2 separate regions of the Homo sapiens genome follow, and region 1 is linked to region 2. Evidence: chromatin loops called from intact Hi-C (ENCODE). Cell type or tissue: HepG2. All regions are shown on one strand. Each heading gives the region's core, and the rest is flanking DNA. Links, peaks and the distances in the headings are about the cores only. Region 1 has its middle 340 kb from the start of MIR4465. Region 2 has its middle 390 kb from the start of MIR4465.

The links. Peaks named below come from ENCODE experiments on the same cell type or tissue, not always from the same donor. Only the 100,000 strongest peaks of a DNase experiment are listed, where the experiment ranks them.
Region 1: it touches region 2 in a loop (4-fold over the local background); 2 of 110 quality-filtered maps call a loop at or near these places.

The regions. Positions count from the first base shown.
Region 1 is chr6:141,024,379-141,029,764 of GRCh38, forward strand. No RefSeq gene overlaps it. Among named protein-coding and RNA genes, the nearest start is that of MIR4465, 340 kb to the left of the region's middle. In HepG2, for the core only: no CTCF peak of the experiment used is centred there; a DNase peak (open chromatin) is centred at 2,373.
Region 2 is chr6:141,074,804-141,080,189 of GRCh38, forward strand. No RefSeq gene overlaps it. Among named protein-coding and RNA genes, the nearest start is that of MIR4465, 390 kb to the left of the region's middle. In HepG2, for the core only: a CTCF peak has its summit at 3,073; a DNase peak (open chromatin) is centred at 3,038; H3K4me3 peaks cover 392 bases.

The sequences.
Region 1 (5,386 bases), core at 210-5,209, 50 kb before region 2:
TTTTCCAAACAGTGAAAGTTTCTGTTTGGAGTATCCCCAGAAAGCAGGTGAAAAGTTGTTGTCTTGGAGCTGGATCAGCAGGCCCTTGGCTGGCAATGAGGAACTCATTATGGTGGTGGGTCAAACACAGTTAACCTTGGCATAAGGTATTTCTACACTTGTTCAAATTTTAATGGTTAATTAGGATTATATAATGGTGGAAAAATAGCTATCTCACTAGATAATTCACATATTTGAAAAACATGGAGAAAATAGAAATTATAAGAACAATGGAACTTGTTGGCCGTTGCCAATATTGCTAAACTAAACTGGAGATCTAGAAAAAATAATGAAATTCCGAGATGAGTCAGAGGCAGTTGACAGTCAGGATGTAATATATTTCCCTTGCTTGAAAACAACTGGGGACCTCTATGTATGCATCTGTATATGAATCTCTCTGAATCTGTCTCCACTTTCTCTCTTGGTTGCTAAATCTATACTTAGGGTTAAATTGTAGCAAAACTCAGCTGGAGATATTCAGGGCCTGAGAAGAAAGGAAAGGGAACATACCACTAAGGAGCTGCTTGACATAAATGTATACCCCAGCAGTAGTTGAGGGAGAATATATGGGACTGCCTTCTAAAAGGATTTGAAAAAGAGAGAAAACATGAATTTGGAAAGGGCATGTTTACTGATTCAGATTCATTCTTTTGAGATTCAGGATTCATCACCTAAAAACAACTCAACCCCAGAAAAAAAGTAAACTCATTATTAGTAGGTCTGATAAATAGGTAAAAATGATGATTTATGCTCAATGAAGGCATATTGCTTCCAATGTCATGTTAATTGATGAAAGAAAGGATTAAAAGACTCAGAGGAGTTATTATGCAAGAGGTATATACTGTAAGGCTGGAACCATCAGATGTTCTATGTGAAGGCCTAGTGGTACATCATATAATGAGATCACATAAAATACACTGGTGAGAAGAAGCACTACCCCTAGAATTTCATCATGCCTAAGGTGAATTCCTTCAGTAGGTTGATGCTGATGGTAAGAGAGACTCTTACAGACCTAGCCTTGTAGTTTACAATGGGGATAATAGGCTCATAAAATAAGAAAGGCAAGGTGGTAACACTTAACTGTCAGAAGCTAGAAGATAGACAGAAGCAAAGTTAGTGTGGCAGCCAGGGGAGACTGACCTACAGGTATTTACGAAGATACATTTATAAGGATGGTTGATAGAATACGGGATCCCTGTGGGTAAATTAGATCGACAGCCAATAAGCACCCTACTCAACATATACTAATAAATAGATCATGATTGGATGATCAGGAGGCCAATGGCTGTTGCCTCAATAAAATAGTCAGGATCTCTTGCCTTATGTCTGGGTATTAGCCAATTTTTGAACTTGGAACATATTGATTTCATCAGAGGCCAGGTCCCCAAAAGGGAGGACCCTATAACACCCTGCCATTTGTACATGGTCATAATACCTGCAGTCCTTTGCCAAAACATGGCCATTTACTTAGATGACTGAACACTGGGGAAAGGGAAATATCCAAACAGTTAAAGGACTGTTGAACACAGAGCTGAGGATGGTACACAGTTGACTATGTTACACAGTTGACAAAGGTACATGGAAATGAAGGGCTTCATTGTGTTCCCTCCGTTAATTTAGGAGGCCAAGCAATAAATGCAGTCCTGGCTAAGGTCCAGATCACAGTGAGTTTGCTGTGCCCACAGAGCCAGTCAGTAGTTGTCACTGTAGCTCCAGAATTTATAATCAAAATATGCATACCTGGTAGTTAGTATAAGCCCCATATTAATTTATGACTTGTGAGTAAAAACAAGTTGAAGTTTCTGAAATTACCCCTGACACATACACACATAACCAAGTTAGTAAATTAAAAACAATATTATATCCACTATCACATCAAGAAGCTATAGTCTTATGAAAACTACAAAGGCATGGATGGAGTACCAGTTTGTTGGACATACCTTACAATAATAAGACACTGTCTTCTAAGACATAATATATACCTAAATCAAAGATATTGATTTGGTTATTTTCTCATAAGTAAAATATACAGGTTTGGGAATTAAGGGTTGGAAATAGGAGTAGCCTACTGCCATCATTCCAGTGCCTTACCTGTAGACCATTTTCTCCCTGTCTCCATAATTCTATGTTCTACATGATTAAAGTTCCTAGTTCCCTGTGGGGGAACACTTCTACCAGGGAACACAAAAAAGTCCCATTGAATTTTATACCTTGGCTATTGCCTGGGAGCTTTGGGTTTCTCCTGCTGAGGGATTAAATGTAAGTTAATGAATAACCATCTTGGCAGTGGTAATTGACTTTGATCATCATAAGAATGTTGTAGCACTGTTACACAATGGGGCAGGCAGGAATATGTTTGGCACACAGATCATCCACGCCACTAAAACCAACAGAACTATTACCTGAGGATGAAAGGACTCTAGAATGAATAATGGAGAAGAGAGATAATAAGTATTAGTTGTACCAAAATCAGCTGTAGGAAGTGAGGCTATAATTTGTTCCATTTATCTTTCCATTCTAGATTTTCCCCAGACTGAAAGGCCCACATGAACTACAGGAAAAGCTGTCCACCAAACATCTGTGAAAAAATGAATCTGATTGCGATACAAGGGATGAACTATGGTAGATCCAAACGCATCCCCCATACACATCCCCAGGTAAGCACTTATGGTGCCATCTGTTGGGAGGGCTCTCAATAGACAGCCTTCATCTCTGAGTTCCTCAGGGATTTCCACAGCTGCAGAGATCTGTGTTGCCTAAGGTCATGCCCTTCTAGGGGAAGCCTATATCTAATGCCTGTTTCAGGTAAGGGTTATTCAAAGATCTAGTTATTTGCTCTCGGTGTAAGAACATTCTGTGGGATCCCTTACTTCCAGAGCTCTCCATGAATTTGGCTGAAGCCCTTAGGCCTGTTCTGTAGTGCAACCTTATCTCTCTTTCCAATCATGCTTCCTCCCTTTCTTTCCATAGGTTTTGATGTCATGGCTATTCCTTAATATTCATTCTAAACATTGCATTTTGTTTCAGGGTCTGCTTCCTGGAAGGCCCAACCTGTGACTGTCATTTAAAAAATGTTCTGTTTTTTTTTTGTCCAGTTCCTTTTTTTTAAATTTACAAAAAAAATCTAAAATCAAATTAACATCCCAGATTCGGTGAATATTTGTGTTGTTTGAACAGGTATTTACAGATGCCCACTCTGTGCCAGAAAAAAAGTGAACTCTGCAGGGAAGATGACAGACAACATCTTTTCCTTTGCTTAGCCTAGAGTCTAGTGTAATATAAATAAACTAAACAATAATCACACAAATAATTACAATTATTGTAAAAGTGAAAGAGGAAAAACTGTAGAATATCTCTCTTAGTCCAAAATGAGTTAAGGTTAGATTCTTAAAACAGTAACATTATTAAAAAGAATAATTACTGGAAGGAAAAAAAGTAATGGAGGGACAGAGTCAACAAACACGGAACATAGACAAAGTCTGATAAAAACAGCAACAGTAATTACAGCCACAACCAACAACAAATTTATGATATCACCAAAGGAGAAGACAGTCTTTTAAAAGCTGTCTTCCATCTGTTCCTACCATAAAGTAGAGCTTAGCTCAAGAGAAATAAAAAAGATTCCAATTCAGTTCACTTATGAAAACTTCCAGGCAATGTTGATTTGTCGTGCTGCAAACATAAAAGTAAACATTCTTTTGTAACTTTTTTTTCTCTCTCCATTCTTATTGATATCTACTGAGAGCATTTTTCTTGCACATTCTGAGGCTCGTTTTTGTAGTTTTATGTTCAATCCCTGGTTACCCACATGAAGGCAATACCTTTTTATGCCAGTGAAAATATCAACTACTTCATTTGTGGTGCTTTGCATAGACTACGTTTGGAAAGTGAGAGGAAAATGTGCCAGAGAAGATAAAACACAAATAAAGCAAATCTGCGGAAACAAAACATTTGCATAAAAGATCCCTTCATTTTATCTGTCACATAAAAAGTAGCTATGTATGAACAAATGATATAAAAGTGAAAAATGATATAAAAGTGAAATAAGAAAAACAACGTTTTCATCAAATTCAGTTATTTTTCTATTTAATTTAAAAGGATATTAATTTTTGGTAGAATGTCAGGATTCTCCATGACCACTCAACCGAGTTGGAAAAAAAAAAGGTAAATAGCAAATGGACAACAAAAATATGTTCAATTTATAGTAAATATAATAAAGCATTTTATACTATTCTTACATTAAATAAAACAAGAATATTTTAAAATTTTCAAATATTTGGAGAAATTTTAATATACCAAAATAAGGCATTTGTACTTTGAGTTATTCAGTATCAACATTTCTAACAAATCAAAATTTTACGTGTTGAATATCTCTTGGGTACCATTTAAAAATACTGATGCCAAAAATATGAGTGTTTCGGTTGGAAAGGAAATTCAAAGCACTCAATGAATTGTAGGGAACGCTTTGAATTTTAGATTGACACTCTTGACAATTTCATGACTCCTGTTTTTTTCCATTGTTTCTGTCAATGTAATTATCTTACTATTATATTTAGTCCAAGTCTCCTGTCAAAACTAGCCCTATAAAATGTCTACTGGCAAGTCTGAGTCTACTTGCTTTCTGTCCAGCCCAATTTGCTTTTTTTTCCCCCCAGCAATTGCTTTAAATATTCTAGCCAACTGTAATAAGCTGTTCTTTTTCTTTGCAGGCTGCTACAAGCTATTCTTATTTACAGTACCCATTCTTGAAAACTACTCAATGGTTTTGGGATCCTGCTTTGGTTTTAACAAGACTCTATGTTTCTGTTTCTCATTATTGCATTTTCATGTCTAGATTACTCAAGGGTTTAAACTGAATTATTCCTTCAATTTCAAAGACCAGTTTCTTTAAAAAAAAAAAAAACTGTGAGCTTAGGGGCAAAGAAAGGCTTTTATAAAAAATGATTTGGGAGAAGTGAGAGAGATAAATTTTTATTTTATACATTTTATGATAAAGTATATATATTGACCATTATAATATTAGCATTATAAAACTAATACATTATAATATTAGTGTCATAATATGAATATATTATGATTAGTACAACAATGTAGATTTATAAAATTTAAGATAGAGACTCCAGACAAGAAATGCTTATTAGCTTTGTTTGTAGAATTTATAAAGAACTGAATCATTTATAGAAAGAACTGAGGCCAGGCACAGTGGCTCACACCTGTAATCCCAGCACTTTGCGAGGCCAAGGCAGGTGGATCACGAGGTTAGGAGTTTGAGACCAGCCTGGCAAACATAGTGAAACCTCATCTCTACTAAAAATACAAAAAATTAGCTGGGCGTGCTGGTGGGCAC
Region 2 (5,386 bases), core at 73-5,072:
AAAATCTCTGCATAGGAAGGGTAAAATGATTCCTATCAGGCCGGGCGTGGTGTGCTAGGAATCATTTCACCCTGCAGAGTCAGGCAAGCAGGTGCTCTGAATGCCTGGAGATCTGCTTGGGCATGGAGCAGAAGGGGCCTCGTTGCAACATGATCGATGGGGAGGAAGTGTGAGGGAGTTCAAGCTACTGAACCAGAAGAGTGGGTACTCTGAATACCTGGGAATCTTCCTGGGTGTGAAGCAGAAAAGGCCTCCCTGCACCACAATCTCTGCACAAAAGTACAGAACGTGTCAGGCTGTTGATCCACGTGAATGAATTGTTTGAATGCCTGGAGATCTACCTAGGCATGGAACCAAGAAGGCCCCCCTGCACCAAGTTGTCTGCACAGGAAGGGTGAAGAAGCTCAGGCTGCTGTACCAAGTGAATGAGTGCCCTGTATGCCTGGAGAACTACCTGAGCTTGGAATGGAGAGGGCCTCACTGCTCCATGATCCATGTCCATAAAAGTGCAGGGCATCTCAGGCTGCCGGTGCAAGCAATCAGGCACTTCCAGTGCCTAAATTTCTGCCTGGGGGTGGATCAGAGAGGGCTCTTCTGTACCATAATCTCAGGGAAGCAGGCTGGGGCATCCAGCAATGACACATGCAGACTGGTTCTGGGTCACCAAGCTGACTCTGGCTACAAGTCTCGCTGCCCAGAAGAAATCGCAGCTATAGTAGCTTTCTTCCTGCCCTAGGCTGGCAATAGGGAAGAGCACAATTCCAGTGCCTACTACTGAGGCACTTTTTGCAGTTTTGTGAAATCTACCACCCCGCTCCAGAACAGGCACTCCAATCCTTGGTTCAAGACAAAAGTGCCTATGCTGGCACACTGCTGGGTCACCAAAGAACAGCTGACTTTGGTCAATTAAAAGTGGTGTTCTGCTCTCAGTCCTGGGTTTGGGAAAATGTCTGCAGCTTTTCCTGGTGTCTTTCCCTACAACATCTCCAGTCTTCTCCCCAGGTTAGCTCTAGGGCTTGGGAAAAACTAAGTAATCTCCCTCAGCCTAGGTTACTCAGATCTCCACTGGAAAGGTGAGTGACAGAGGTAGGCTGTCTGCCTCTCTCACATATAGGGGGCTTCACTCACTTTTATCAGCTTGATGCTGTCACAGAGGCTGTTTGTTAGCATTCTCCTCTCTGGGATCTGGGGTGTCCTTCATGATTTTTGTGGACTACCATTTTTCTTCTTGAATTAAAACTCACAGAGTTTATCTTAATGCTTTTAATCATAATTGAAAGATTCTAACCCATCACCTTGAAAGAAAAAGCCACCTTTTATTGTAGATTCCTTAATAATTTCTCAAATTATTGTGCCATGTTGGAAGAAAGGTAGTTTTACTTCTTTTTAAATTTCATGTCTTTTACTTTTCTATTGCCTCGTTGCAATGGCTGGAATCTTCAGCAAAATTCTAAATAGAAGACATGACTTTCTAATTCCCTTGCCTATTATTAAGTTTTGGACATAAGAGTTTATCACGTCAACCTGGGAGGTTGAGATCATATTTCTTATCAAACTTTCAATCACTCTTTTGAGCCTCCATTGATGATTTTCTAACTCTGCTATTTCTCCTATATTTATTAAATGACAGAATACTTAATATAAAAATATATAATATATAATAAAATATCTATACTTATATGTTTATTATAATTTATAATATTTGTATTATTATGCAATATATTTAATAATTTATATAATATTTATTACTAGATATAATATTAATTGATGTTTTATTGTAAACAATAACTTTATTTCTATTTATGTATATTACTATGGACTCCTGTATCTTTATTTTACAGTGATAAAAACTGTGAACCAAGAAATTGATGTAAAAACCACCAGCACTGTGAAACACTGGCATTATGTGCCCAATAAGATGCAGCTAGAAAGATACAACATCACTTCTGCAATATTCATGCAAAAAAAATAAAGAGTAACTAAATGTAATTGTGAGAAAACAACAGGGAAAACCAAGTGGAGAGACATTTTGCAGAATAACTTCATCACACAATATTTAGGTCACAAAACACAAAGAAATGGTTATTAACGATTGGTGAACTTTAGAAAGAGAATATATGGCAATTTTTATAACTTACCAAGTGGAGGAGATTAGGAAAATGGCAGATAGGAGGCAGGATTAAATTGCAGCTCCCACTCAGACTGACAGAGCAGCGTGTGGAGACTCACATCGTGAACTTTTGCTTCAGGAACTACAGCAGGAGCATACCAGGAAAGCTAAGAGAATCCACAGATACTTTGAAGGTAGCAGGTTGCACCTGCAGACCCTGGGAGACAGCTGAAAAACGGTGAGTGCCAAAGTGTGAAGGGGGGAATCATCCACCCCTGAACACACACCCTCACTGGGGAACCTGAAGGTCCAGATCACAGGAGAAGGATTTGGCCTTACCTGGAGCTGAGACAATTTTAAAGAGCCAAGTGAAATAAAAGGGTAGAAGAAGCAGTGGAGGGAGCCCTGTGGGCTCTCTCAGTCCCTAGAGAAACCATTTCTGACATTGTGTCTCAGAGCTCCTTAGGGAGGGCTGTCAGAGGACCTGGGAGAAGACCACAGGGAGGACAGTTCCAGCTGATTTTTGTAATAATTTTGACCTAATGTGAAGTTTCCTGGACAGAACTCAGGGGCGGGGGTGAATCCAGAGTGCAGACACAGCACAAAAGCTGCAGCAGGTGGGGAGGCACGAAACCTGAAAGCCCGGCTTGCTTTTACAATCAGGAGTCTGGTAGCTTGTGGCAGGTTCTCAGCCCTGGTCACCTGCTGCCTGGAAACAAACTTGGTGCTGTTGGGCGGCAGGCATGGTGGGAATGAGACTGGCCTTCTGGGCTGTGTGTATGAGCCGGGTGAGGCCTGTAGCTGCCAGCTTTTCCCCCACTTCCCTTGTGATCTGTGTGACGGCAGAGGCAGCCATAATTCCCCTAGGAACATAACTCCATTGGTCTGAGAACCACACTGCAATCCCCACAGCAGCCACAGCAAGCCCCATCTAAGGGGAGTCTGAACTCAGACATGCTTAACGCTGCCCCTACTGGATGGTTTTTCTCTACCCGCCCTGGTAGCTGAGGACAAAGGAAATATTCTTTTGGGAGCTGTAGGGCCTCACCCACTGCCTGATCATCCCTATACTACCACAGCTGATGCTTTCTTGAAAGCTCCACTCCTGGCAAGAGGCTAACCAGCACAAAACTAGTGCAATAAACAAAACTACAACTAAGAACCCTCACAGAGTACATTTCACTGCCCTGCCACCTTAACTGAAGCAGTTGCTGCTATGTGTGGCTGACAGACCTGAAGATGGTTCACATCACAGGACTGTGCAAACACCCCCCAGTATCAGCACAGACCCTGGTAGCTCTGCTGGATGGCTAGATCCAGAAGAGAAATAACAATCAATTACAATTACAGTTTAAACAATTACAGTCAAACAATTACAGTTTGACTCTCAGGAAGCCACATCACTAGGAAAAGGGGGAGAGCGCTACATAAAGGGAGCACCCTGTGGGACAAAAGAATCTGAAAGGCAGCCTTGAGCCCCAAATCTTTTCTCTAACATAGTCTACTCAAATGAGAAGGAACCAGGAAAACAATTCTAGTAATATGATAAAACAAGGTTTTTTTAACACCTCTTAAAGTGGTGAACTTTTGGCAATGTTAAAGAACCTTGTTTTTTCATATTGCTCACCAGCAACGGATCCAAAACAAGAAATCCCTGAATTGCCAGAAAGAGAATTGAGAAGGTTGATTATTAAGCTAATCAGGGAGGCACCCAGGGAAATAGATAGCATAAAAATAAACAATCACAGTTTCTGGAAATAATGGAAAAACTGAGGGAAAATGCAAAATGCACTGGAATGTCTCAGCAATAAAATCAAACAAGCAGAAGAAATAACTTCGGAGCTCAAAGACAAGGTTTTAGAATTAACCCAATCGAACAAAGACAAAGAAAAAAGAGTAAAAGCAAAACAAAAAACAAAGCCTCCAAGAAGTTTGGAATTATGTTAAATGACCAAACCTAAGAATAATTGGTGTTCCTGAGGAATAATGGATAAAAAACCACCAACCAAGAATGCATAAAAATCCACCAACTAAGTATATGCTGTCATCAGGAGACTCACCTAACACATAAGGACTCACATAAATTTTAGGTAAAGGGGTGGAAAAAGATATTCCATGCAAACGGACACCAAAAGCGGGCAGGAGTAGCTATTCTTATATCAGACAAAACACACTTTAAAGCAACAACAGTTAAAAAAAACAAAGAAGGACATTATATAATGATAAAAGGACTGGTCCAACAGAAAAAATATCACAATTTAAATATATGTGCACCTAACACTGAAGCTCCCAAATTTATAAAACAATAACTACTAGACCTAAGAAATGAGACAGACAGCAACACAATAATGATAAGGGACTTTAATCCTCCACTGACAGCCCTAGACAGGTCATCAAGACAGCAAATCAACAAATAAACAATGGGTTTAAATTTTACCCTAGAACAAATGGACTTAAAAAAGATGTACAGAACATTCTTTCCAATAACTATAGAATATGCATTCTATTCATTAGCACATGGAACATTCTCCAAGATAGACCATATGATAGGCCACAAAACAAGTCTCAATAAATTTAGAAAATTAAAATGATATCATATCAAGTACTCTCTCAGACCACAGTGGAATAAAATTGGAAATCAACTGTAAAAGAAACTCTTAAAGCCATGCAAATTATGGAAATTAAATCACCTGCTCCTGAATGATCATTAAGTCAACAATTAAATCAAGATGGAAAGAAACAAACTCTTTGAACTGAATGATAATAGTGACACAACCTATCAAACCCTCTGGAATACAGTGAAGGTGGTGTTAAGAGGAAAGTTCATGACATTAAATGCCTACAACAAAAAGTCTGAAAGAGCACAAACAGACAATCTAAGGTCACACCTCAAGAAACTAGAGAAACAAGAACAAACCAAACTCAAACCCAGCAGAAGAAAAGAAGTAACAAAGGTTAGAGAAAAACTAAATGAAATTGAAACAAAAAATACAAAATATAAATGAAACAAAAACTGGTTCTTTGGAAAGATAAACAAAATTGATAGACCATTAGCGAGATTAACAAAGAAGAGAAAGGATCCAAATAAGCGCAGTTAGAAGCAAAACAGGAGATATTACAACTGATACCACAGAAATACAAAAGATCAGTCAAGGCTAATATGAACATCTTTGCACACATAAACTAAAAAACCTACAAGAGTTGGATAAATTCCTGGAAATATACTACCCTCCTAGATTAAACCAGGAAGAAATAGAAACTCTGAATAAACCAATA